2 separate regions of the Homo sapiens genome follow, and region 2 is linked to region 1. Evidence: read pairs that join two places in POLR2A ChIA-PET (ENCODE). Cell type or tissue: Panc1. All regions are shown on one strand.

Region 1 (2,500 bases):
AGGGTGGAGTCAGAAACCAAAGTGACCTCCAGAGCTGTCCTCCTGGCACCTGAGTGTCCTTGCTCTAGAGGTTCAAAGGCAGCAAGGCAGTGAGCTATGAGCCCAGCATGGATGTGTCTCAGGCACCTCATCCCCACCCCACCTCACCCCAACAAACTCCTCTAGAAGAAGCCAAGAATTTCTCTCTATGTCTGTTTCACTTTTTGGATTGCATCTCCCCAAAAACTAAATGTGAAATCCCTACCATTTCTAGCCTCTATTGCCCAGATTGGAGTCAGAGGTCAAAAAAGGATTCCAAGTGATGGAACTCCAGGGGTGGAGGGAAATTGGCAGTTCCTGGCATCTCTTGTGTACCAGCTGCTGTGCTGGGTGCCTTGCATGCACGGACTTATCTGATCTTCCTCAAACTTCAGATAGGTTAGGGAAGGACAAAGGCCCCCAGCCATGAAGGGTTTTGCTATTTCCAAAGCTTCCCCTTATCGTCCCCTGTGATTATCTCCCAACCCCGTGACAAAGGTAGAGCAAATATTGTTCTTCCCATTTTACAGATTCAGAAACCAAGGCTAAGGGACTGGTCTAAAGTCTCACAGGTAGTATATGGTGGAGCCAACACTTGAACTCAGACCTTTTTACACAAAATCCCATGATTTTTCCACTGAGACAAATCCTAGGCTCCTGGGAGGCCCTGGCAGAAGCCAGAACACATGGCTGGGCCTTTCCAGCCCAACCCACTGTCTTGCAGTGGACGGAGAGCCTTGGCGAGGGCAGCAGGGTAGAGAGGACAAAGAATGTGGGGCTGGTTTCTGCCCTTTAAGAGCACCCGGTCAGTCAGAGAACAGAGATCACACACACCAAACCAGACAGAGGCAGGGCAGCATGGAGACAGGTAGACAGACCTCCAGGTCCCTAAGCTGGGGACAGAGAAGGTTCTGAGCTGTCCCATACTCCCACTTTGTGCCAAATGACTTTGCACCTGCAAATGGTGCTTCAATGTCGTTTTGTATCTTTAAGCTGTGATGTTGTATATATACAATGCCTCCCAGCTAGACTGTAAGCCCTTTGGGGACAAGGGCTGCTTCCAGTTCTTGGATGGCGTTCTCCTATCTACCTTCCTTCAACTGCTCTGCATATAATAAGCACTCAATAAATGCTCATTTGCCAATAAGTACTGTTTCTTCCACAACTTGGCAGTGGTAATAGAAATACAGCCCAAGGTACCAGAAGACAGGCGGAGCTCCCTACCACTTCTACCCCAGCCCTCAACTTCTCCCAGGGAACTCAGAAGTCCCCATATCAGGAGAGGAGGGGAAGGGCTCTCCCTAAGACATTCAAATTCCCCCTGCCACAAATGGGGAGACCCATCACTCAGCTCACAAAGGTCCCGGGCATTCCTCTGGAGCTGCCAGGGCAGGGCCTGAGTGCTTGGGCAAAGAGAATTCCGAGACATAATGGGAGTTTACTGTGATGACTTGAGGACAGAGGGACTCTAGTGGTTAGAGAGATGGAAGAGCCTAAGACACAGGCCCTAGGAAACAGAATCAGCTGCCCTGTGTGAGTAACCTTGACAGATGAAATCTCCTTCTTTGGCCTCACCAGGCCCACTCCTGATGACCAAGTCTATGTGGCGACCTGTGGTTCCCATCTCAGGTCACTGTGTGACCCTAGGCAAGTGACCTCTGAGTCTGGGTTTCTTCATGGGTAGCTTGGAATCAAATCACACAGTGGAGGCCAATTATAATCTCTAACTTTGTAGATTATATTCTGAATCTCTAAAATGGCAAGAACAAGGTCTTGGCCTTTATAGTCCCTCATTAGTTCAAATCTTCAGGTCGGAGCTTCCCCTGGCAGCCAAGCCTCTTGTGAGCACTTGTGAATCCTTTCATTCTGAGATGCTGGAGTTTGAGACCTGTGGACTATGAAGACAGTGCCTGGGGAGAGAGGATGAGAAAGCAAGTGAAAGGGTGCGAACTGGAGGCAAGTTCAGCAGCAAAGGAGCCTGGCCCCCAATGGCCTCTGGGGTCATCAGGGTCATTGTCCAGCCCAAGTCCCAGGCCCAGAAGAAAATCCTGCGTACAACTGGCATGTACAGCTGGCATGATTGGCTGGGGACAAAGCGCTGGGACCCATGGAAGAAAGGACAGACTGACCTCCGGCCTTAAGAGGAGAGACCTGGGGGAGGAGCTGCTCCAGCAGGAAATGCCAGAGCTGGGCAGGAACAATAGCGGGGTTTCTTTAGCCCTTGTTTTCTTTGGCATCTTAGCTGCCACAGAGCCCAGAGCCCGCTCCTCCAAGTCCTTAGCATTCCTGCAGGCTCCTCCCCTCAGCCCTGCCTGACAAACTGACAGAGGAGGCACCTGTTCTCTACTTCCTCTGCACCCTCCCGCTGGACTCTTCCCCCTAGCTTAGCACCACACTAAACCCTCAAGGGGCTTTTAAAATTAACAGTCACAACGTAAGGAGACTTTACTGAGCCTTACTCTGTGCCAGGCACTGTGCTAAG
Region 2 (2,500 bases), 62 kb after region 1:
CTTCAGTAAATCACTTAAATTCCATGACTCATCTATAAAGTGAAAACAATAACACTTGCTCTATTTACCTCATAGAATATTACAAAAATTTTAAAATGTATAAGTTTACAATCTCACTACCAAAATATAAGGTATCTTTTAGTTGGTATGAAGTGAGTTTCTTTTGTTTAGGTTTGGTTTTGGTCTGATAGTTGTTACTTCCATCCTAAAACAGTGATTCTCAAATCTAGGTGTTTTCCCCCCTAGGCTGTCTCCAAATAAGGATATCAGTAAATTCAGAATTTTAGACCATTTTTAAAAATAATACTATACAATTAGAAAGAAAAGAATCCAGTATTTACTAGGTGCTTTGAAATGATTCGGGCACTAAACTAGACACTTCACGTACACTTTTTCTTTAAGTGAATTTGACTTTTTTTCTGAGACGGTGTCTTGCTCTGTCACCCAGGCTGGAGTGCAGTAGCACCATCTCGGTTCACCGCAACTTCCATTTTCAGGGTTCGAGTGATTCTCCTGCCTCAGCCTCCCGAGTAGCTGGGATTACAGGTGCCCACCACCAGGCCCAGCTAATTTTTTTTTTTGTATTTTTAGTAGAGATGGAGTTTCACCAAGTTGGTCAGGCTGGTCTCGAACTCCTGACCTCTAGCAATCTGCTTGCCTCGGCCTCCCAAAGTGCTGGGATTACAGGCGTGAGCCACCATGCCTGGCCTCACTAACTTAATTATCTCCATTTTACAGACAATGGGCAACTAAGTCCAGAAACCTTAAATTAACCAATAAATGTCGAGTTCTCATTGAAACCCAGGTCTGAGTCCAAAATCTATATTCTCTCCAACCCAACACATTGAAGAGATAAGTTACAAAAATATCAATTAGACCATATATGTTGCAGACCTACTCAGAGACCTCCTGCAAACCATAACATGTCATACAAACAGCAACACATATAAAACACAAATTATAGCTGGAACCCAGACCAAGAAGAATCAAGGAAACAGCAAAATTTGGCCAGGTCTAGGCTTTTAAACAAGCTGTTCTAGATGAGGTTTGCTGCTTCTGAAGAGTTATTTTTTCCTCTAACATAGATTTACTTAGGGTAATCCAAAAATGGCACTAGCAGAATATAATCCTCTTCTCTTTATATGCTAGGGGACCATATATTTTTATTAACATTCTACAGAAGTGACTCTCAGGAATTATTTATAGATGACAAAAATATCTTTCTATATCAGTACTAACTCTGATATCTCAGCCAAATTGTAACTCAAAAAGCTAAAATTTACTCACCCTATTCAACGTCAATTGAAAATAGTTGTAATTTTCCTGCTGGGTCACATTTTCACCCTCATGAATACTTGTTTATTTCCCCCCATGTATTATTTAGTCCATAGCTAGGAGATACACTAATGTGAAAGGAAACAAAAACAAAGTCATATTGTAGTACATTGCTTTTGCAGCTGTAAAACAGCTGTCACTTTCCACAACAGAGACTGCTGCCTTTTCGGGAAAGCTGAAACGATCCCTGCGTGCAGCAAGAAACTCAGTTTGTGGAGCACTTTAAACCAAAAGGTGCTAGAGAATCTCAGCTGTTATTGATGGGGAACCCCAGAGGTGGAGAAGTCAGTATGTTACAGATTCCCAATCTGTGAGTATCCCTAAGGGAGCAATCTGGAAACACCATGAAAGAGTCTCAGCTGGATGTGATTGCTTTGAGCCCCCAATTTAATTTCAATCACCCAGCCAAGAGGTAGATATCATCCTTCAGAAAAACAGACTATTACAGATCTTACTGCAGGGTATCCTGGGAAAAGTCTCTATCCTCTTCTTCCTCCTCCTTCAAACAACATTATTAAGAGACCTATATATCAGGTTTTTTAGATGCATCAAGGGTGTTAAATACTTTAAGACAAAGCAATGAAAGGTTGCTGGAGTTTTTCAGGAAAGTGTTTTAATGAAAAACTTTCCCACAAACATTGCTAAATCTGGAGATTTCCAAGAAATCAACAATATAGATTCCCTGCTGTCAAGGAAAACCATTCTCAAAGATAATCTCAGTACTTTAAGATCCTTTCATAGGAACACATTTGAGGACAATGTGAGGACAATTCTTTTCCTGAAATGTCCAGCTTCTGCTTCACTGTATCGAAAGTCTCTAATACAACTGGCGGACAGAAGGATTATCTTGAAACCAAATGTTCTTTATAAGCAAATCACTTGCAGAGAGTAAACAAAATGTTCTCAATCCAACATGAAGACTAAAATAAGGAAGGGAAGATTTGAATTGTGATTTTTCAGAAAATTACTAGAAGTTCAGCATACTGAATACCTCTTTTTTTCCCTGTGAATTCTTCCTATTCTGGTCTTCCATCCTTCAAGGTCTAGAATAAGTCTCACCAATTCACTGAAGCCTTCCCTAACCATTTCAGTCCAAAATGATTTCCTTTATTATCTATAACATTCATTTAGCAGATACAAAAATACTGTTTATTATTAATCTTCT

Evidence for each region. ChIA-PET counts read pairs that join two places held together with the same protein. Peaks named below come from ENCODE experiments on the same cell type or tissue, not always from the same donor. Only the 100,000 strongest peaks of a DNase experiment are listed, where the experiment ranks them.
Region 2: POLR2A ChIA-PET joins it to region 1 with 5 read pairs; 5 of 35 experiments call an interaction of 5 or more read pairs at or near these places.

What each region holds. Positions count from the first base shown.
Region 1 is chr12:49,957,717-49,960,216 of GRCh38, forward strand. It overlaps AQP2 (aquaporin 2), which reads left to right. Exons shown (of 4, transcript NM_000486.6): 4 at 1-1,162. All of the region lies in intron 1 of AQP5-AS1 (AQP5 and AQP2 antisense RNA 2), which reads right to left. Among named protein-coding and RNA genes, the nearest start is that of AQP5, 2.9 kb to the right of the region's middle. In Panc1, no CTCF peak of the experiment used is centred here; no DNase peak of the experiment used is centred here; H3K27ac peaks cover 2,243 bases.
Region 2 is chr12:50,019,775-50,022,274 of GRCh38, forward strand. All of the region lies in intron 1 of RACGAP1 (Rac GTPase activating protein 1), which reads right to left. Among named protein-coding and RNA genes, the nearest start is that of RACGAP1, 4.5 kb to the right of the region's middle. In Panc1, no CTCF peak of the experiment used is centred here; no DNase peak of the experiment used is centred here; H3K27ac peaks cover 806 bases.